2 separate regions of the Homo sapiens genome follow, and region 1 is linked to region 2. Evidence: chromatin loops called from intact Hi-C (ENCODE). Cell type or tissue: Caco-2. All regions are shown on one strand. Each heading gives the region's core, and the rest is flanking DNA. Links, peaks and the distances in the headings are about the cores only. Region 1 overlaps LOC101929710 (a long non-coding RNA gene). Region 2 overlaps LOC101929710 (a long non-coding RNA gene).

What was found. A loop is a pair of places that touch in the nucleus more often than their neighbours do. Peaks named below come from ENCODE experiments on the same cell type or tissue, not always from the same donor. Only the 100,000 strongest peaks of a DNase experiment are listed, where the experiment ranks them.
Region 1: it touches region 2 in a loop (2.0-fold over the local background); 2 of 110 quality-filtered maps call a loop at or near these places.

Annotation. Positions count from the first base shown.
Region 1 is chr5:96,031,804-96,043,795 of GRCh38, reverse strand. All of the region lies in intron 1 of LOC101929710 (a long non-coding RNA gene), which reads right to left. The region is part of intron 2 of LOC105379096 (a long non-coding RNA gene); the gene reads left to right. It also overlaps a transcript of CAST not described here. Among named protein-coding and RNA genes, the nearest start is that of MIR583, 41 kb to the left of the region's middle. In Caco-2, for the core only: no CTCF peak of the experiment used is centred there; no DNase peak of the experiment used is centred there.
Region 2 is chr5:95,981,240-95,993,231 of GRCh38, reverse strand. All of the region lies in intron 1 of LOC101929710 (a long non-coding RNA gene), which reads right to left. It overlaps LOC105379096 (a long non-coding RNA gene), which reads left to right. Exons shown (of 4, transcript XR_001742447.2): 3 at 5,045-5,134; 4 at 6,878-6,966. It also overlaps a transcript of CAST not described here. Among named protein-coding and RNA genes, the nearest start is that of ELL2, 25 kb to the right of the region's middle. RefSeq lists an enhancer at 5,873-6,167. In Caco-2, for the core only: no CTCF peak of the experiment used is centred there; a DNase peak (open chromatin) is centred at 6,091.

The DNA.
Region 1 (11,992 bases), core at 2,689-10,688, 50 kb before region 2:
ATCTAAACCAATCAGGATACTTTTATTTCCTTTATGACCCTGTTCTGGCCAGTGAAACTTGAAGGGAAGTCTATACAGAATGGGACAGTGGGGAAGTTGCTTCTGAAAAAGGTTTCTTCATTCTTCTACAGAAACACAAGAAAGAGATCCTCTTTTCTTACCTCTAGATGTTAATGGGAGACTATGATAACAGGAATTACTGCAGCCAACTTGTGACCAGGGAGGCAGTTAGATAAAAGATGAAGAAACTTTGAGTTCCTCATGATACCACTAAGCCAGGAACCACCCTACCTCAAGATTTGTTAGATAAGAAAATAGTTTTAGTTGGATTTTCTTATTTGCAACCAAAAGGGTCCCATTATAATAACGAAACCACTTGCATTAACTTGTTTGTTAAAAGGCATTTTGTATTAAACAGACCATTTTTCAGTCCCTCTATTTTGTTTTAAATAATTTCAATTTGATGTCCCTTATTGACTATGAGGTTAATTTTATGACACTGAGACCATCGAACAAATGGACGTCTTATTCAACTTACTGGTCGGCATTCTGCAATCTTTTTATTCACAATTTCAGAAGAACATAGTTGATTTTGAACACATGATCTGCCAAGTAAAGGATATCATGATACATTTTGAGTTAGTGTTTTTAATCTTGTATTTTAGAAAAAGTATGGTAAGCCAAAATTTTCAGATATACTATTAGTCATATCTTCTATAATAAACAAATTTTATAAATTTTAAGACTTTTTTTCATTTTAATTTTGGGGTAGGCAATACATACATTGATACAATATACTCAGCATTGTCACTTCCATGGGCTTCTGGTTTATTTGACCAGTCTTTTCTAGACTAATATTTCAGTATTTCATCTTCACACAGTATAAAATAATATAATTACATGTGATGAAATACCTATTCTGCATTAGGCACTGAGCTTGAACCTCTGCAAGCATTATTTAATTATACTTCTGGGAGGTATTTTTATTTTATTTTTTAAGAATATGAAACTGAGGCTCAGAGAGATTAAGTAACTTACTCTAGGATTCGCAAGTGAGAAGCAGAGCTGGAATTTTAATCCACACCTATTAGATTACAGAACTCATACTCTTAGCCACTTTGTCATACAGCTACTCCAACTTTTTACTATGATAATCATTGGCATATTTAAGGCTAAATGGGAGGCTCCACTAAAAAGATTTAACTTTTTAAAGTAAGCTGAAATAATAATTAATCATATCGAACACTTACTGAGTACTTTCCATTTGCTATGTAACCATTTAAGAGCTCTTATCAACCAATTTACTCCTTGCAAGTTTATTCTTAGATAAACAGTGAATTATATGGGAATAAATAGGGTAGCAATCTGAAAATCAATTGATATTCTGATCATCTTTAACACAGAAATAAACTGGAGGACAATACATTGTTTTGTTCTATCATTTGGGAACTTTTTCCATTGCAAGAGACCAAGAAAAAAATGTCAAATCAAACTGACTTAAGACCCTCAAAAAGACTATTGGCTTGCATAACTAGGAAATCTCTAGAGGTAGAGCTCTTCCAAACAGGGCTGGATTCTGGGCTCTATAATGTCCCACAGCTTTTTTCTAACTTTTGGCTGTATCCCACCCAGTTACCTGATTTTGTTGGCTTCTTTCTCAGACTCTATTTAGTGGGCCCTGGCACCTCCAAGTTCCTCCCTCCTGATGGTAAAATAAGAGGAAGCAGCTCCCACCTCTTGTATACTCAAGTTCAAGGCCAGAAGGACTTTTCCAGCAGACCGAAAATTACTTTGATTTCCCTGTCTTAAGTCCCTGCTCACCTCTGAAACTATCGTGTGGCAAAGGAGAGGCAAATCCCCCATTGCGGTGAGAGAGAGGAGTCACTGGCTCTACCTCTGGAACTAAAGGGTGAGGCTCCAGCCATATCAACTGGGAGGAGGGGTAGAAAGGTAGATTCTCAGAAGAAAATCAGTAAAATGGGTACTATTGTAGATCGTCCCCCAGAGAACCATGCCTCCTACTATTCACAACCTGCCCTCAAATCTGGGCTGGCCCTATGACTATCTTTTCTAACAGACTTTTTTTTTTATAATAGTTTTAGAAAAAAATTAGGCCATAGTACAGAGAGATCCCATGTATTCCTTCACTCAATTTCTCCTATAATTATCATCTTACAACTGTGTGGTACATTTATTATAGTTAGTGAACTCATATTTATACATTATTAATAACTAAGGTCCACAGTAGTTTATTTAGATTTATGTAGTTTTTTGTCTAATATTGTTTTTTGTTCCTGTATCTTATCTAGACTATCACACTACATTTACTTGTCATGTTTCCTTAGACTTCTCTTGGCTATGACAGGTTCTCAGATAGACCTTCTTTGTTTTTAATAACCTTGACAATTTTTAGGAGTACTGGTCAAGTATTTGTTGGATGTCCCCTATCAGAACTTGTCTGATGTTTTTCTCATGATTAGACTAGGGTTATGAGTTTTGGGGAGGAGGACCATAAAAATAAAGGGTCATTTTTATGACTCTAATCAAGAATATATACTGTCAATATGATTTATCACTGTTGATAATGGCCTTGATCTGTGGCAGCAGTACTCTTTTTCACCCCCAACCCCATACTGTACTCTTAAGAAGGAAGTTACTATAAGCAACCCACACTTAAGGAATGGGTATTTATGCCTCCCAAGACTAAACCAGGAAGACGTTGAATCTCTGAATAGACCAATAACAGGTTCTGAAATTGAGGCAATAATTAATAGCCTACCAACCAAAAATGTCCAGGACCAGAAGGATTCACAGCCGAATTCTACAAGAGGTACAAAGAAGAGCTGGTAGCATTCCTTCTGAGACTATTCCGATCAATAGAAAAAGAGGGAATCCTGCCTAACTCATTTTATGAGGTCAGCAACATCCTGATACCAAAGCCTAGCAGAGACACAACAAAAAAAGAGAATTTTAGGCCAATATCCCTGATGAACATCGATGCAAAAATCTCAATAAAATACTGGCAAACCGAATTCAGAAGCACATCAAAATCTTATTCGCCATGATCAAATTGGCTTCCTCCCTGGGATGCAAGGCTGGTTCAACATATGCAAATCAATAAACGTAATCCATCACATAAACAGAATCAATGACAAAAACCACATGATTATCTCAATAGATGCAGAAAAGGCCTTTGACAAAATTTAACAGCCCTTCATGCTAAAAACTCTCAATAAACTAGGTATCGATGGAAGGTATCTCAAAATAAAAAGAGCTATTTAGGACAAACCTACAGCCAATATCATACTGAATGGGCAAAACCTGGAAGCACTCCCTTTGAAAACTGGCACAAGACAAGGATGCCCTCTCTCACCACTCCTATTCAACATAGTATTGAAAGTCCTGGCCAGGGCAGTCAGGCAAAAGAAAGCAATACAAGGTATTCAAATAGGAAAAGAGGAAGTCAAATTGTCTCTGTTTGCAGATGACATGATTGTATATTTAGAAAACCCGATCGTCCCAGCCCAAAATCTCCTCAAGCTGATAAGCAACTTCAGCAAAGTCTCAGGATACAAAATCAATGTGCAAAAATCACAAGCATTCCTATACACCAATAACAGACAAACAGAGAGCCAAATCATGAGTGAACTCCTATTCACAATTGCTACTAAGAGAATAAAATACCTAGGAATCCAACTTACAAGGGATGTGAAGGATCTCTTCAAGGAGAACTACAAACCACTACTCAAGGAAATAAGAGAGGACACAAACAAATGTAAAAACATTCCATGCTCATGGATAGGAAGGATCAATATCATGAAAATGGCCTTACTGCCCAAAGTAATTTATAGATTCATGCTATCCCCATCAAGCTATGACTGACTTTCTCCACAGAATTGGAAAAAACTACTTTAAACTTCATATGAAACCAAAAAAGAGCCTGCATAGCCAAGATAATCCTGGGCAAGAAGAACAATGCTGGAGGCATCACGCTACCTGACTTCAAACTATACTACAAGACTACAGTAACCAAAACAGCATGATACTGGTATCAAAACAGATATATAAACCAATGGAACAGAATAGAGGCCTCAGAAATAAGACCACACATCTAGCACCATCTGATCTTTGACAAACTTGACACACACAAGCAATAGGGAAAAGATTCCCTGTTTAATAAATGGTGTTGGGAAAACTGGCTAGCCATATGCAAAAAACTGAAACTGGACCCCTTCCTCACACCTTATGCAAAAATCACTCAAGATGGATAAAAGACTTAAACGTAAGACCTAGGACCATAAAAATCATAGAAGAAAACCTGGGCAATAACATTCAGGACATAGGCATGGGCAAAGACTTCATGACTAAAACACCAAAAGCAATGGCAACAAAAGCCAAAATTGACAAACTGGATCTAATTAAACTAAAGAGCTTCTGCATAGCAAAAGAAACTATCATCAGCATGAACGGACAACCTACAGAATGGGAGAAAATTTTTGCAATCTATCCATCTGACAAAGGGCTAATACCCAGAATCTACAAAGAATTTAAACAAGTTTACAAGAAAAAAGCAAACAACCCCATCAAAAAAATGGGCAAAGGATATAAAAAGACACTTCGCAAAAGAAGACATTTATGCAGCCAACAGATATATGAAAAAATGTTCATCATCACTGGTCATTAGAGAAATGCAAATCAAAACCACAATGAGATACCATCTCATGCCACTCAGAATGGTGATCATTAAAATATCAGGAAACAACAGATGCTGGAAAGGTTGTGGAAAAATAGGAACACTTTTACACTGTTGGTGGGGATGTAAATTAGTTCAACCATTGTGGAAGACAGTGTGGTGATTCCTCAAGGATCTAGAACTAGAAATACCATTTGACCCAGCAATCTCATTACTGGGCATATACCCAAAGGATTATAAATCATTCTATGACAAAGACATGTGCACACTTATGTTTTCTGCAGCACTATTCACAATAGCAAAGGCTTGGAACCAACCCAGATGTCCATCAATGATAGACTGGATTAAGAAAATGTGGCACATATACACCATGGCATACTATGCAGCCATAAAAAAGGATGAGTTCATGTCCTTTGCAGGGACATGGATGAAGCTGGAAACCATCACTCTCAGCAAAGTATTACAAGATCAGAAAAGCAAACACCGCATGTTCTCACTCATAAGTGGGAGTTGAACAATGAGAACACATGGACACAGGGAGGGGAATATCACACACCAGGGCCTGCGGGGGGTGGGGGGGCTACAGGAGGGATAACATTAGGAGAAATACCTAATGTCGGTGACAAATTGATGGGTGCAGCAAACTACCATGGCACGTGTATACCTATGTAACAAAACTGCACATTCTTCACATGTAACCCAGAACTTAAAGTATAATAATTTTTAAAAAAAAGGAATGGGTATTTATGCTTCCCCTCCATGAGGATGCAATATCTACATAAAACATTTAAATTCTTCAAGGGATGTTTGTCTATTCTCATCCATTTATTTATTCATTTATTTGATCATTTGTGCAAAGATTCCTAGCCCATACTTTGGGCTATAATCTAACACTACTTTATTTTTTTGTTGCTGAAATTGTTCCAGCTTTGGCCATTGGGAGCTCTTTCAGTTGGCTCCTATGTATGACTAGCTTTTTGACAAATAGAATGCAACAAAACTGAGGATGCATGACCTTCAAAGCTAGGTCATAGAAAGTCTTGCAGCTTCTGCCAAGGTCTCTTGAATTCTCACTCTGGAGGAAACTGCTCTCATAAAAACTCTAACTACTCCACAGTTACACTGTAACATTGCGATGAATCTGAAGATAGTCATGTGAAAAGGCCATGTGGACAGAGAAAGATACCAACCTCTGGCTCTTCCAGTCATTCCAGAAGATGAGCCAAAGATGTGCATCAGGAAGCCATCTTAGATATCCACCCCAGGCAAGCCTTCAGATTACTCTAGCCCCAGCCACCATCAAACCACCACCATATGAGAGTTCCCAAACAAGAACTCCAAGCTGAGTTGAGCCTGGTCAACCTACAGAGCCATGAGCAACAGCAGTGAATTGTTTTAAGCCACTAAATGTTGGGGTTTTTGTGATGTCACAGAAGACAACTGAAACAGATGCAAAAATCTACTAGATATAATATTAACTGCCAACCTAGCACAAGTTTTATTAAACATATATAGTGTTGGCATTCTTGTTTCATTGCCCAGAAAGAATCATTTATCCACACATACATGGCAAAATGTTAATGAATCTTTTTCTTCTCACATAATAAAGTTATTTAACTTCTGGAGGCCTTCAGGTGACATTCTGATTAAAAATGTTGCCCCACACAGATAGTTAGGCTTTCTAAAGATATTAATGTCAGTTCAATACCAGTAATATTTGTCTTGAGTAACTCTGCTGCTTGCCTAACAATTAGTCATAGCAAAGTAGACTTTTGAACAGAATTTTCAGGCAGCAGAGTCTTTAAGAACACAGAAACCTGAAATGTTTCCCAGCGTCATGGTAGGAAATGTATTTCTACATCTGAGCCAATCTAAACTTCTATTGGCACCTTTACATGGGATTGGGGAACACAGGTCTCCATTCTACCACAGGGAAGAAGTCATTGCTTTTCTACATGCACTGTACATTTCCGGGAGTTAATGTGGTGGGGATTGTGGGGAAAGAAGCCAAAATATGGCTCCAGAAGAGATAAGATTATTAGTGTCAAGACTAGATTACCAGATTCAAAGAGGCTAGGTCACATCTATTTTTTCCACAAGGGAAGGTAGATCAGATTTCCATTTTATTCCTGACTCTCCTCTCTTTATTCATATTTCCTCCCTATCATTGAGAACAGTTTGCTCTCAGACATTTTATTTACAAATACATTTAAATTTCATTAATACATATTTGTTTTGTCTAGAATTTGCAATTATTTGACTTGGCTTGGGTTTAAGTTTATCTTGGGATAATGAACATAAGTATTGGCCTAACAAATTAACAGGGCAAACAAGACTAAGAAGGGCTTATTTCAAAATAGTTAAGATCAAAATATTTGTATGGTCTTAAATATTAATTGTGTATATACAAACAGGTATTGCTAATCTGCAACCAAGTCTTACCTATTCACTAGAGATTCAGCTTGAAAACAGTTATCAATTAAAGTTTCCTAAGCAATAAAAATAATACGTTTTTAAATATTCACCAAGCAAGGCCACTAGAGAGTCTAGAGACAGAGACTCCTTCAGGGCAGTGATAGTGCCCTGGCACCTAAACATGTAGATTGGACCTCAGGAGGTACTCAGTAAATGTTTACTGAATGAATTAACAATGATTCAGACTTCACTGGTTTAAGTACAGGGATATGTATAATATAGAGGTCTCAAATGGCAGTTTATGGGCCAAATTCAGTCCATAGTCTTATCTGGTGTGGCCTGCATATTGTTATATTTTGTTTTTATTTTCTTAAAAAGGGAATAAATTCATTTAGTTCAAAATCTTTTTTAAAAAAGTGTTTACTGTACAGTAAATAGTCTCACTCCCACCTCTCTCAAGGTCATCTCTTATATTAGTTTCTTGTGTATTCTTCTATTGTCTCTTTAGGAAAATTCCAAAAAAAAATGCATTGATAGTCTTATTTCTCCCCTTTTTACAAAGGTAAAATATATTATACATCCTGCTTTTTCTCTCTCTCTTTTTTTTTTTAACTGAAAATAAACTTGGAGATCTTCCCTATCTTCCTAAACCAATCAGTTTCACTCTGCCTTTCATGCCCAGACATGGTAGGCATTTGAATTCCAGATAGAGTAATATTTTCAAATGCAGAGTAGGCAAAGAGAGCTGTTTTGCCTAGTTCATCATACCAAAGTAGCTGAGCAGGGATGGGGAAGCCACTTCCATATTAAGAGGTCCTAAACACAGTGCGCACATCCTACATACTAGTTACACGGAATGAATTGCAAATATAGTATCCACAGACTGGTAGCGGCTCCACCCCCTGCTTTACACACACACACACACACAAACACACAGACACACACGGACCTGGAAATGCTAAATCAGTGACAATGCCAGAATTTCTAAGTGAGAAATTCTCAACATTCCCTTTTATTTTTTCTAGGTACCTAATTCCTCCCACCTTCATCCCACCCCAATTCCCCCCATTCCACTCTTTACACTCCCCATATTACACCTTCCAGAGATAAATTCACCAGATGTAGTATTTTCTAGACTTCCCTAATCACAAGAATTTTAGGATTCCTTGTTAAAAATACAGATTCCCAGCTCCATCCCTTGGAGATTATAATTTAGGTCAGAACCTTTGCTTTGGGGATCAGACAGTTTTGGGAAGACTGTTCTAAGATGTTGCTAGGTACTTTCTCATAATTGCGTTGAAACAGTTCTCTTAGGAAGAGGTAATCATAATTAGACAGAGTACCTGATTATGATGTGTTTCCTTGTTGCTATATTTTTACTATATCAATTATTTAAAAAAATTTTAATTAATGGAAAAAACTGTATGTATTTACTGTGTACAACATACTGTTTTGAAGTATATATATATACTTAAATATATTTTTTATATATACTTATTTTATATATATACTTCAAAATATATATTTTGAAGTATATATAAAATAAGTATATATAATATATAAAATATTATATATATCTTGAAGTATATATATACTTAAATATATATATATATATATACTTAAATATATATATATATATATATATACTTAAATACAACTTAAATGTCCATCATTGAATGAACGGATGAAGAAAAATGTAGCATATAAACACAATGGAATACTACTCAGCCATACAAAAGAAGGAAGCTCTATCATTTGTGACAACATGGATGAACCTAGAGACATTAAATGTATGTATTAAGCCAGGCATAGAAAGACAAATACCACATGACCTCAGTTATATGTGAAAACTAAAAATGTTAATCTTATAAAAGTAGAGAGTAGAATGTGGTTATCAGGGGTCGGGGTGGTTGGAGTGGGTGTTGGGGAGATGCTGGTTAATGGATACAAAATTTCATTTAGATAGGAGGAATATGTTGAAGAGATCTATTGTACAGCAGGGTGACTATTGTTAACAGTATATTGTATTCTTGAAAAATGCTAAGAGAGTGGATGTAGGGTTCTCACCAAAAAAGAAAAAAAACTATGTTAGGTAATGCATATGTGAGTTAGATTAGTTTAGGCATTCCATTATATATATATATAATGGAATATATAATGGATGCATACACACACACATATGTGTGTGTGTGTGTGTGTGTGTGTGTGTGTGTGTGTGTGTGTGTATGATATATACCCAGTAGTGGGATTGCTGGATCTTATGGTAGTTCTATGTTTAATTTGAGAAACCTCCATACTGTTTTCCATAATGGCTGTACTAATTTATCTTCCCACCAACAGTGTGTGAGAGTTCCTTTTTCTCCACATCCTCATCAACACTAGTTATCTTTTCTCATTTTTATAGTAGCCACTCTAACAGACGTGAGGTGATGATATCTCACTGTGATTTTAATTTGCATTTCCCTGATGATAAATGATAGTGAGCATTTTTCATATACCTGTTGGTCATTTGTATGTCTTGTTTTGAGAAATGTCTATTGGGGTACTTTGCCCACTTATTTTTTAAAATTTATTATTTATTTAGAAACAGGGTCTCACTGTGTTGTCCAGGCTGGCCTCAAACTCCTGGGCTCAAGCAATCCTCCTGCCTCAGCATCCCCAGTAGCTGGGACTACAGGCACATGCCACTGTATCCAGCTTCTGCATTTTTTAATTGGGTGATTTGTTTTCTTGTTATTCGGTTGTTTGAATTATTTCTTTATTTTGGATAGTAACCCCTTATCAGATACATAGTTTGCTAATATTTTCTCCCATTATGTAGGTTGTCTCTTCAATCTGTTGTTTGTTTCCTTTGCCACATAGAAACTTTTTAATTTCATGTAATCCCATTTGTCTATTTTCACTTTTGTTGCTGATGCTTTTGGGGTCATGTCTAAAAAAATCATTGCACAGACCAATGTCATGGAGCTTTTTCAACTCTATTTTCTTCTAGTAGTTTCATAGTTTGAGGTCTTATGTTTAAGTCTTTAATCCACTCTGATTTGATTTTTTTATATGGTATGAGATGCAGATCTAATGTGATTCTTCTGCATGTGAATATCTACTTTTCCCAGCACCATTTCTTGAAGAGATTGCCCTTTCCCTATTGTTTGTTCTTGGTATCTTTGTTGGAAATCATTGTCTGTATATGTGTGGATTTACTTGGGGGCCTTCTATTCCATTTCACTGGTCAATATGTTTGTTTTTATGTCAGTAGCATGCTGTTTTGGTTACCATACCTTTGTAGTATATTTTGAAGTCTGGTAGTATGATACCTCTACCTCTACACTTTTTGTTCAAGATTTCTTTGGCTATTCAGAATTTTTGTGGTTTCATAATTTTTTTTTATTTCTGTGAAGAATGTCATTGGTATTTTTATAGGGATTACGTTGATCTCTTTGGGTAGTATGGACATTTTAACAACTTAATTCCCCAAGTCTATCAACATGGGATATCCTTACAGTTATTTGTGTCCTCTTCAATTTCCTTCATCAATATTTTATAACTTTTAGTGTAGAGATCTTTCATCTCCTTAGTTAAATTTATTCCTGAGTATTTTTTGTAGATACTTGTATTATAAATGGGATAGTTTTCTTCATTTCTTTTTCAGATAGTTTGCTGTTAGAGTATAGAAATGCTACTATTTTTGTATGTTGATGTGTATCCTGCAACTTTACTGAATTTGCTTATTAGTGCTAACAGTTTTTTGGTGGTGCCTTTAGGGTTTTCTATACATGAGGTCATGGCATCTGCAGACAGGAACAATTTAACTTCTTTCTTTCCAATTTAGAGGCCTTTTATTTCTTTCTCTTGCCTAATTGCTCTGGCTAGGACCTCTAGTCCTACATTAATTTCTAGTGGCTATTTTAAAGAAATCCTCCTTTAGAGAAGTGGTATATAAAGTTTTTCACAATGATAAATATATAGGATATGAATATTTGTCTGGCACATTTGAGGGAGGCACTCTCAGCCAGAGGCAACAGACCTAGGGGTTTTGGAGGAATGGCAAAGTGGTATTTCGTGGCACAATGTTTGGAAAATTCTGCTTGGATATCTTGAAGGAAAGGGGAAAGGAAACTAGCATTTTTTAGCTCCTGTATGCCTGGCATTATCTTAGAACTAAGACTTTTTCTCTTGTACCACAATCTATTAAGCATAGATAGGTGTGTATTAATTCCTCTATTCTAAAGAAAAACAAACTGAGATAGCCAGATTTAAATCAAATCTCCTCCACAGGTAGTAAGGGCCTAGAACTGAACTGATCTTTTTGGCTTCCAAGTCCAACTTTTTTTTACCATTGCCTCAAATGGTAGCCCATATATATCTCAAAAGCTAAGAAGCATTCAAGAACTCAAATGACACAACTTTTCCTAGGTGCATTTTGGCTTCAACCCTAGTTACTGAGTATTCCAAATACAATCCCATTTGTGGTAGCTAGTCTCCAGGCTGGCTCTCAGTGATCCTGCCTCCTGTTATTCATGCTCTGCTATTTGTCCTCTCACATTGTATCAGGATTGGTCTGTATCACCAGTAAAATACAGAAAGAGTGATGGAATGTGACTTCAAAGGTTAGGGCACTCACTCTGGGGGAAACCAGTTACCATGTGGTGGGGACACTTGAGCAATTCCACAGAAAGGCCCACATGGTAAAATAACAAGTCACGGCAATAAGCCATATTGGAAGCAGGTCCCTCAGCCCCAGTCAAACCTTGAGATGACTGCAGTCCTAGCTGATGTCTTGATTCCAACCTTATGAGACATCCTGAGTCAGAGTCCCCCAGCTGATCTACTCCCAAATTCCTGATCCACAGAAACTATGAAATAATGCATGTTGGTTTTTTTAAG
Region 2 (11,992 bases), core at 2,243-10,242:
TTATTTTTTCCATAAAGATATTCAATTGTTCTAGTGTCATTTGTTAGAAAAATTATCCTTTTCCCCACCAAATTACCTTGGTGCTTTTGCTGAAAATCAGTTGATCATATAAGTAAAGCTCTATTTCTGAGCTCTCTATTGTGTTGCATTGCTATATCTCTATCTTTATGCTGATAACATGGTCTTGATTATTATAGCTGTATAATAAGTCATGAAATCAGGAAATCTATTTTAATTTTTAAAAAGTGTGTTTTCTACTTCCCACACTACACTGATGTCAAAAAGTCTAAATACCTCATTTTTTTTCAAAATTGTTTTGAATTTTCTAGGTCCTTTGCCTTTCCGTAAATTTTAGAATAAACTCAACAATTTTTTTAAATAAACTTTTTATTTTGGAATAATTTTAGATTTGCAGAAAATTTGTGAAAGTGGTATAGTTCTCACATACCCCTCACCCAGTTTTAGTTTCTCCTAATATTATTATCTTACATTACTGTGGTACATCTGTCAAAACTAAGAAACCAACATTGGCATTATCACTATTAACTAAACTAAATACTTTATTTGGATTTCACCAGTTTTCCATGAATGTCTTCTTTCTGTTCCAAGATCTAATCTAGAATATCACATTGCATTTAGTCATCCTGTCTCTCCAATCTCCTGGTCTGTGTCAGTTCTCAGCCTTTCCTTGTTTTTCATGCATGACCTTAACAATCTTGAAGAGTATTGATCACGTATTTTGTGCAATGTCCCCCAGTTTGGTTTATCTGATGTTTTTCTCATGATTAGACTAGGCCCATGGGTTTTCAAGGAAAAAAAAAAAAAGCATAGAGAAGTACCCCTCTCATCACATAATATCAGGAGACACCTGATATCCACATAACATCACTGATAATGTTAAAGTCAATTTCTTTTTTATATGCTTGCTAGGATTTTGATTGGAATTGAAATGATTCTATGTATCGGTTGGGAGGACAATTGTCATTTTAATAACACGGAGTTTTCCAATCCATAAAATCCATTTAGAGAATTCTCTTTAGAATTTTCTTTAATTTCCCTTGCCTCCTCCAAGCATGGATTTCTCGTCAAGATCCATATGCTTCTGCTCACTCTTCTGAACCTTTAAGTAGCTGCTGCATATTATTAATGTCATTTCCCAGAGTCTATAGTTCTTACCTGCAGAAGGTTAGTTCAGTGAGATCTAATTCATCTGTTACTGAAAATAGAGCCCAACATTGCCTCAAATACTTTTTTAAAAATATTGAAACATAGTATTTGTACATATTTATGGAGTACAAGTGATATTTTGTTACACACATAGAATAAGTAGTGATTAAGTCAGGTATTTGAGTATTTATAATTTCTGTGGGTTGGACACATTTCAAGTCCTCTGTTCTAGCAATTTTGAAATATAAAATATATTGTTGGCCAGGTACGGTGGCTCACACCTGTATTCCCAGCACTTTGGGAGGCTGAGGCGGGTGACTAACTTGAGCTCAGAAGTTCGAGACCAGCCTGGCCAACATGGTGAGATCCCGTCTCCACTAAAAATACAAAAATTAACCGGGAGCAGTGGCACGTGCCTATAATCCCAGCTACTCAGGAGGCTGAGGTAGGAGACTCGCTTGAGCCCTGGAGGCAGAGGTTACAGTGTGCCCAGATCACACCATTACACTCTAGCCTGGGTGACAGAGTGAGACCTTTGTCTCAAAAAAAAAAAAAAAAAAAAAAAAACAAAACTTGTTGTTAACTATAGTCACTCTACTCTGAACATTAGAATGTATTTCTTCTATCAAACTGTATGTTTGTACCCATTAACTAGCCTGGAAAAAACAGACAAATTTATTATCCTTAAAATACCTTTAGAGTATGGTCATCATAACAATCTGTGCTAAGCCAACCTGCAATCTTAAAGTTCACTAACAGCTGGTAGACACACAGCCTGTGATCGTGAAACAAAGCTTTTCTCTGTGTGAAAGGAATAGACTATATGGAATTGATGTCTTCATACTTGGTTAAAATTTCAAATCTTAAGAGACCAAGCATAGGAGAACCATATATTTAATTCTTTATGAAAATTATCCAATGTCCTTGTTGTGGCAAAGTGGGCATCTTTCTGTGCAGCAATAAATTTTTGATGGTAATACAGTTAACTTTTTTGGAAAGCAAATGCACAAGAACCTTTAAACTATTCATATATTTCACCTAGTATTTCCACTTCTGGGACTCTCTCCTGTGGAGAAAACACTAATTAGAGTTAGAAGGAAGAGTGACCCTTAAGTACAAATATTTTCACAAAAGCATTGCTTATAATACTTTTCTAAAATGGGCTCGGTGTGGTGGCTCACACCTGTAATCCTAGTGCTTTGGGTGGCTGAGGTGGGAGTATCACTTGAGCCCTGAAGTTCAAGGCTATAGTGAGCTATGATCACACCACTGCATTCTAGCCTGGGTGACAGTGAGACACCATCTCTAAAAATAAAGATAAAAAATTAATTAATTTTTTAAATGATACTATGTAAAATATCCAATAAGAAGATAAATGCTTATATTCACATAATCATTTTTAAATGTTTATAAAAAGTTTTTGACATTATAATGTTAAGCATATATAATATGCTGTATGAGCTCAACTCTAATTTCTTTTAAGTGTAGAACAAAAAGACTAGAAGATAATATAATAATTTTAAAGGTGACTGGTGGGACTGTAGATGTTTCCTTTTTCTTCTTTCTACTATTTTTCAATAGTAAGCCAAGAAAACAGTAAGATATTTTTAATATTATAAAAACAAACCTTATTATTGAATTTTTGATCCAGAAAAGAAAAAACTTCAGAATACTAGTTTGCCCCTATACTTTATTGATAAGGAAACTTCCTCATCAAATTGTTTAAACTCCCTATATCTCCTATTGATAAGGAAACTTCCTTTAAACTAAGTGAGCTCACAAAGCAAGTTGGCAATTCTCTAAAACTGACATTTCCTGACTCTGGACATGATACTATATTTTGGTCATTTTTGCTGTGTTCCAGACTCCATTTCTAGGCTTAAGGGAACAGACATGGTTCACATCAGCAAGATTTAATTAAAATAATTTTTAAATTATTAAATAAAATATTTCAAGCTTATTTTTAACATGAATGCTCTAGAATCTGGAAAATGGAAGGAATCTTAGAGTTGTGTTTCCAGTGAATATTTCAAAGGGTGAGTAGAAGTGGAATTTTATTCTAAAAAGCTTTCTAGTTTTGAGATTTAAGGGTCTAATAAAGAACTCATGTTACATTTTATTTATTAAAAGCTCACTGTTTCCTTGTTAGAGTTATTACTGTTTGCTTGCAGTTACCCAAACAGACATGGCAGGGTACAACAAGATCTTGTAAATCAGGACTTTCTGTTCTGAATGGGTTCATCTTTACTGTTGACCTCTCAGCTAATGGTATAGTACCTGATAATTATCTACTAAATCATACATTGGACATAATGATCTTTAACTTACCTTCAAATATCCCAAACAATTTTTCCTAAAGTCTTTCTAAATTAAAAAAAAAGAAGACATTTATAACTTAACATTTCATATCCCTGGAAGATAATCCAATGGGAATATATAAGGTTAATAGAGTGTTCTTATCAAAAGTGATCTGGTCTGTTTGACTTACTGTTTGGAGTCCAGGTAATCAGGCCTATTTACTAGTTTAAGAATGTTCAGCAATTAGCAGTGTTCAAACAGCACCAATCTGCTATGTTATTTCAGCTGGGAAAGCAGCTTATATGAACCAATACGGCTTCCTTTCTAAAAATAAATGACAGCACTTTCTACTCACTGGGGAGCTGGTCCTTGGTCCTTTAGGCATGTCACACTGTCACAGTGCATAACAAAACAAAAGAGTGTGAAACATCTAAATAATTAAAAACCCAAAAGATATATCATGCTCTCAGATTTAAAAAAATAATAATAAAGTAACTTTGCCAACAGAAACATTATTGCAGGAAGACAAAACAAATATAAAGTGAATTTAAGAGGTTGTCTCTTTTCCATCAAGAACAACTACCTTCCTTGTTTTTAAGGCGGCTTAGTTATATTAGCAATTTTTAACACAGGGTACCTCAAATCAACAATCCCTTGCTTTTTAGACTTTGACACTTCCCCAGCTGCTAGGCCTGTGCTTAACTAAACAAGTACAGTAGCACAAGTGGAACATTTATGTAACATAGGAACTATAAATGTTCTTTTAAAAACAGGCCCACTCGTTCCAAAAGATATGACAAAGAAACAAGAGCATTACGTTTTTTAAATAGCTTCAAAATTCCTATGAGGAATGTATATTTTCTTCTACTTGCTGAAGTTAAAAGTGTCATATCATCTGTTTGCTGATGATAAAATGTCCTTTCTAAACAATTTTTTAAAAATTCACTGAGCATTTATCGGGTGTCAGATTCTATTCTAAAGAGTTTATGCGTATTCTGTCACTTAATCTTTGCAATAACCTTATGAGGTGTGGTTACCAACATTTATCCCTATTTTGCAAATGGAAAGACTGAGACTTAGAAAGGTAAAGAAACCCATCCAACATCAGTTAGCTATAGCAAATACTGGAGCATGGTTTGCACTCAGACCATCTGACTTCAGAGTCTCCACTATGGGTAAATCAAAATAATACTAAGGAGTTTTTTTGAATAAAAGAGCTGTCAAAATATCTGAAATAAATATTACAGATAATAAAATCATCAAACATGTTCTATGTATGACTTTTATTTTCTCAGTTACAGACACTTATTTAGGGACTTCCCTTATCATTGCCAGCTCCTTCTTTCACCTTGTACCCCTTTCTCTTGATCACACACACTCACGCACACACACACACATACCGGCAGCTTCATTGTATACTGCCTGTGGTAGGAACAAATAGGGCAGAAAGAAGTTAATGTTCCACTTTAACAAATGGATTAAATGGTAAGTGTAGCCCCAGAACTGGTGGGAGGGAAGGGAGAAAAGATCATTATTTGTAGAATCGATTACATGTTCCCACTTGCTTGTTTACTTCTAGGTAAACTCATTTATAGGTATATAGAAACAAGCAAAAATGTCTCCACACAAGGGATGATTCCTGGATTTCCTTTACTTTTCTGCCCAAGCCGTAAGTCTTGCTACTTACCTGACAAAAGCTAATGTAGTGGATTTTCTAGAACAGAGTTAAAGATAAATTTTCCCTTAATAAACTTGGATCTTAGTAAAGTAGATCCTGTAGAATGTAGATCAGCACTTTCTAGTCTCTAGAACTTTCTGCAATGAAGGAAACATTTGATATCTCTGCTGTCCAATATGGTAGCCACTAGTCACATATGGCTGCTGAGCACTTTAAATGTGGCTAGTGCAATTGGGGAACCAAATTTTTACCTTTATCTAACTTTTAAATAGTCACGTATAGCTAATGGCTATCATATTGGACAGCACAGCAATAGACCCATCTCAATTACAATTCATTGAGTATCTACTGTGTGCCACATGGCTACCTTTGAGGAAGATACAATTTGGTCCCAATTTTACAGATAGAGAAACTAAGGCTCAGAGAGACTAAGTGACTTGTCCACAGATTTACAACTAATAAGTAGTAAATTCTGGATATTACATCTACATCTGTCCCTCTCAAGGCCTGATGCTTTTACACAACCTGTGGTTCTCAACACTGGCTGTGTACTAGTTGGTGTGCTCTTCAAAAATACTCATCCCCAGGTCCCACTCCCCAGAAATTTTTGTTTAATTGGTTGGAGGCAGCGCCTAGGCACGTGCATATCTCCGAAATTTCCCTGTACAACATCATCAGGTTGACTGACGCCCCCTATTCTAGTACAGGAAAACTATTTCCAAAAGGTAGTTGTGATGAGGTTCTACCTCTTCTCTCAAGCATGGTTAACAGGTTAGTGCTGAAAGAGAGAGAGAGAAAAAAAAGAAAGGGTCACACTCCTTTGTTTTACAGATCAAAGTATGAAACCAAGAGAGGCTACTCTAAGCTAAGGTGAGGTCACAGAGCTGGTGTTTGTATTAGAGCTGAGACTGGGGCCCAGGTGTTGAGTTATAGATAAATGCTCCAGCTTCTGGAGCTGTGGGGGCAGCAAGGGTCCGAAGGTCAGGAAAGCTCAGCTCAGGGATTTAAAGTCCCAGGCAGCAATCAGAAGCCCAAGGGCAGACAGGCTATGACTGTGCAGTACTTCACTATTTCTAGAGGTGGGAACACTCAGCTGTCCAGGCTTGTCTGCTTCATCCTCTCCATCTCCTTTCTGCCACTCCAAAGGTCCTTAGGAGTGGTCCACAGGCCTCTGTGCAGCATTTTTTACTCTGCCAAGGTTACTTACAATGGATATAACCCTACCCTGGCACATAATAGATGCTTACAATCATGAATGTGAAATGAATAAAAGTAGATTTGGGAACTCAAGATTACTGAGGCTACTCAGCTTCTAGGTGAGCTCAGATATCTAACTGTGAAAAATAACTCTTTAAGAAATCAAATTTAAAAATCCCTTCAGAACCTTTGCACTTTTCTCAGAAAGGTGGCTCCAGAAGACGATATCAGCCTCTAGGACAGGCTTATTTTTTGTTTCAGCAGCTGAAAAGCCTTGAAAGTGATTAAGTAAGAAGAGAAGATGAAAATACTGACAAAAAGTTAAAAAGAGGAATTTATACCATATCCATATGTACTCCAAGGGTCCTGTTAAGTACAGGCAACCTACATTTGTCCCTCTTAGGTTAGGCGAGAGTGCTTGAAAGAAACTGCCACAAAAATAGAATATGCTGCTATAAACATTATCACTCAGACTAGCTAAGTATTTCTTTCTCTTATATGATAAAGGAGTAAAAATAAAAATAATTTGTGTTTTAGATTGTCCTCAGGAATGATGTGTGGCTATAAAATGTACTGTGGAAATCATCTCTCCATTCAGGAACTCAGCACAGCTGCTACCATGAGGAGACTGCGTATGTTCTGAAGCTAACGAACCTGTGTTCAAGAATCTGCCTTTAGAAGTAACAGCACTGAAAGCCATAAGCAAAAAAATCTCAAGTATGATGGTAGCAAATAGCTTCACATAGAAACATCTACTCTGTTGGCAAGTGCCCTTTAGAAAGCAGGACTTAAATTCTTTTAAAACAAAATCACCAGTCATTCTTAGGAGTCTGCTGCTTGCAAAAGTAGGAAAAACAGGTTTTTTGAGCTACAGCTGCAGATTCAAAAATTAGTTTGTACCAGTTGATTTTGCTTTAGTAATGTAAAAAGTAAAAAACCCAAAGAGAGCAGTAAGAATTAGCTGAGGGTGTTTAGAGATGTCAAAGAAAATAACGGCAGAAAAAGCCACTTCAAATATCTCCAGATTTGAATTTCAAGCCACAGTTTCTTTTAAATCTGCTTTCCCAACCCCTAGGCCAGTTTTTCTTTAATAGTAATACGTGCCCAAGGTTTAAAAATAACACTGAGGTATTAAATAGAACATTAAAGTCCCCTAACTCCTATCTACTTTCAATCCTATTGCAAATCCCCAGAACATTCTTAAAATTATCACTGACTGTATCTTAAAAGGTTAAAGAAACATGGTGTCCAATGTGTAAATGTCCTAAGGAAGTCTGTTTCTCTGGCCTTGAATTTTCCATCAGGGGCCAGCTATGTAACTTAGGGAACGTGAGACACAGACTCAAAAGATGAAAGCTCAACTCCTCACTTCTTTCCAACCAGGTTTGTGCCTTTGAGCAGAGCATTTCCACTTGCTGGAATTCTTTTCCCCCTTCTGGAAAGTAAGGGAAATTAAAATGCTGACTCTTGGTTTGCTTCTATTCAAATCTTCTTTACTGGCATTAATAGAAACATAAAGGAGTCACAAACATAAGCCACATAGGTAATTTTATTTCTTTTTTCTTGTTGTTTCTTTTAGAGACAAGGTCTTAATCTGTTGCCCAGGCTGGAGTACAGTGGCACAAACACAGCTCACTGCAGCCTTGAACTCCTGGGCTCAAGTGATCCTCCTGCCTCCGTCTCCTAAATAGCTAAGACTACAGGTGCAGGCTACTACACCCAGCTAATTTTAAAAATTTTGTGTAGAAATGGGGTCTTGCAATGTTGCCCAGGTTGGTCTCAAACTCCTGGCCTCAAGGGAACCTCCCTCCTTGAACTCCCAAAGTGCTGGGATTACAGGATGTGAGCCACTATGTCTGGCCTTCAGCCATATAGGTAACTATAAATTTTTTAGAAACCACTTTTGGCTTTAATAATGCTCTTTATCTCAGTATATTCAAAATATCATTCAACATATAATCAATATAAAAGCATTAATATTTTATGAATAAAAATATTCAACACGTAATCAATATAAAAACATTAATATTTTGATACTATCTCTTTTTCAAAGTAGGTGTTCAATGTCTGATTTATATTTGACACAAGACATCTTGATTCAAACTAGCCACATTTCAAGTACTCAGTACTTGTATCTAGTTACTACTGTTTAGGGTAGTGCAGTGTCATACCAGTGCTGGACATTGTTCCAAAGACACTCTATTTTGGTGAGAAGCTCACTTCTGTATCTCTGCCTCTGCTGCCAAAAAATATATATTATTGATTATTATTTGTTGGGAATGTCTAATTATCAGCAACAAAGTGTAGAATCTACTTGGATTTCTCAGAGAGTTTCAGTATTAGACCTTTGATTAATACCAGTGCTATTTCCCTGTAGTAGATTTGGTCTTCCAGTGACTTTTTCTTGTCTGGCTGAGTCATTCCCATTGAATTTTAGGTCACTTACTGTAAGCTTCACAGGATAATTAGGATAGAGTATCACTGTTAATCAACAACTTGAAAAGTATCATCTGCTTTTAAAAAGCAGATGAAAATACTAACTGACCTAAAAGGCGAAAGTAAAATTTAAAGTAAATGAATTTTACTTTATTTTCTCCAAAAATTAGCTACTTTCATTCATCAATCATGTTGCATGCCTCTCAAACCTCACACTAAGAAAAACACCTCCAGCCTCAACAAGCAGTGAAAAGTAGGTCAAATTTTTAAACACTACTCTGTTTTCCAATAAATTCAACAAATAATTCTTGAATACTTTCCACAGACCAGGAGCTGTACTTAGTGTTGAGGATTCCTGCCTTGATGGTTTAATTTCAAAGATTTCATCAGGTTAGCCCATTATCAGAGACTCTGGCATGTATGTTGGGGCAGGAGTATAGGTTTGCATTCTAGGGTATTTTTTCCTATAAAGCCTTCCCCTAGGATCTACATTTTTAAATGAGCCCATTTTTACCCCTCCAAATCTATTCTGTCTGCAAGACAAAATCTGCTGAAATATGTTATATACCACTTTTGGTGTATGCTGTAAATTAAAAATCAGCATGTTTATTGTAAAAGAAAATATTCAAGCAAATTAGAAGTCTGAAAAGAAAATGTTCCCCCTTCTCTTAATGCATTATCCCCAGGTGCACCCCTTAGAGGTGACCACTGTTGAAGTATTATTCTAAAACCTCCAAGCATATATAAATATGTACACACATATGAATACATATGCAAATTTTGAAAGAATATTTTTAAAGTAACATGTGATTATGAAGAAAATTCAAATAATACAGAAGCACATAAAAATGGAGTAATCTGTATTCACATACAATATTTGATGGCGTATTTTAAAGTAACACGATTATGGACAAAATGCAAATTGTAAAATGCAAAGTGAAATTTTTCCCTACCCCACATTCCCATAACCCAAAAGTAATAAAAAAATGCCCATAGTTGTGTCTTTGTGTGTGTGTGGATCTTTTGTGAATTTTTCTACAAATATATATAGACTATGCCTAACAGAGTTATGAAATGTGCTTTCAAATACTTTTTATTGTGAAATCTAATATATGCATAGGTAAGTGTACAAAACAACAAAGTGAGCCCTCTTGCAACAACCACTCAGGTTAAAAAGCAGAGTACTGCCAGCCCTCTTCAGGACTTCTAATCACTACCCCCTCTCACCCTCTCTCTCAGAGGTTTCCAGTATCCTGACTTTTAGAGTCATCAACTTGTTGTTGTTCTTATTAATTTTATTGCCTAAGCACACATCATTAAGCACTATAACTTTGCCTGTTATTAGAGTTTAAGTAAATAGAACCATACCATATGTATTTTCTTGTGTCTGGCTGCTTTTATTTACAAAATTTGTTTATTTTTAACTTAATACATCTTGGGGCATCTTAGTGAACATATATAGAATTGCCTCATTCTTTCATTTTCATGGTATAGAACTGAACATATTTCCAAATGAATAACCGAATTATTTTCACGCTTTTTGATCATTATAAATAATGTTGTAAAAAATATCTTGGGCATTTGTCTTTATAAATTAATTTTTTAAAACTTAAAAAGTAATCCTACTACTAATGTAAAATTAGGTGGAATATCAATTATTTCAGAATTCTGAATGAAAGAACCTTTATCTTTAAAAATCTATAAATGTCAAATGTAAAATATGTTGGGATCATAGTCTGGATATGAAGCAAAATTTGGTGCAATTTGCACCCAAAGCCAGCCAAGTCCTAATGTGAATGATACTATTAATTGACAATGAACACACACTCTGCGAGGCACTATTCTCTGCATTTTACATGCCCAACAACCCATTAAGTTAGGCCCTATAATTACTACCAATTTACAGATAAGAAAACAGGCCTGGAGATGATAAGTCACTTGGCCAACATCACACAGTGGTTAAGAGTAATATCTTTAACCCTTAGGTTTGTATACATCCTTGGGGACCCTCAATAAAGCAACAGCACAAGAGAATTTCCTCTGTGGTGATAGAACAGTTCTATATTTTGATTGTGCTAGTGGTTACACAAATCTATACATGGAATAAAATTGCATATAACTACACACACACACACACACACACAATTGAATACAAGTAGAAAATGGTGAAAATGGAATCAGGTCTGTAGTTAACAGTATTAGAGCTTGGATCCCAGAGGGGAGTGATAAAAAATAGTATTGGACTGATGTTAACTTCTTGGTTTTGATATTGCATTACAGTTCGATTACATATTATACTGTATTACATCTCATATGTAATACAGTAAAATGCTTATTTTATATTTTATATTACATATAAAATGTATTACATCTTATATGTAATACAGTATAATATGTAATCGAACTGTAATGCAATATCAAAACCATGGGTTTGCATTGGTGGTGAGCACAGGGAAAGGGAGATGCCTGACATGCCTTCTCTGGGAGTTGAGTGAAGGATACATGGAAATTATGTACTATTTTTCCAACTTCTTGTTAGTCTATAATTATTTCCAAATAAAATGCTTTTTTTTCTTTTCTTTCAAATGGAGTCTCGCTCTGTTGCCAGGCTGGAGTGCAGTGGTGCGATGTCGGCTCACTGCAACCTCCACCTCCCGGGTTCAAGTGATTCTCCTACCTCAGCCTCCTGAGTAGCTGGGACTACCGGCGCATGCCACCATGCCCAGCTAATTTTTTGTACTTTTAGTAGAGATGGGGTTTCACTATGTTGGCCAGGAAGGTCTCGATCTCTTGACCACGTGATCCGCCCGCCTCGGCCTGCCAAAGTGCTGGGATTACAGGCGTGAGCCACTGCGCTGGGCCACAAAATGCTTTTTAAGGGATAGGTGGTTTCCAGATCAGCTTTGGCATCAGTTGGGAACTTGGAAATGCAAAACCTCAGGTCCCACCTCAGACCTACTAAATTAGAATCTGCATTTTAACAAGAATCTCAGATGATTCATATGCACATTAAACTTTAGAAGCATTGTTATACAAGAAATAAAAGTGATATTCAAGTATTTCTCATCCTGCCACAAAACAAAAAAAGTTTCTTCATTTTAGGGGCAGAAGTTGTTCTGGAGGCCCAGGGCCTGCTCAGTGGTGTACAACCAGTTCAGTCACACAGGATACGTGGTCAGAAAACTCCTTTACCCCATGAGGTTTAATATTCTACCT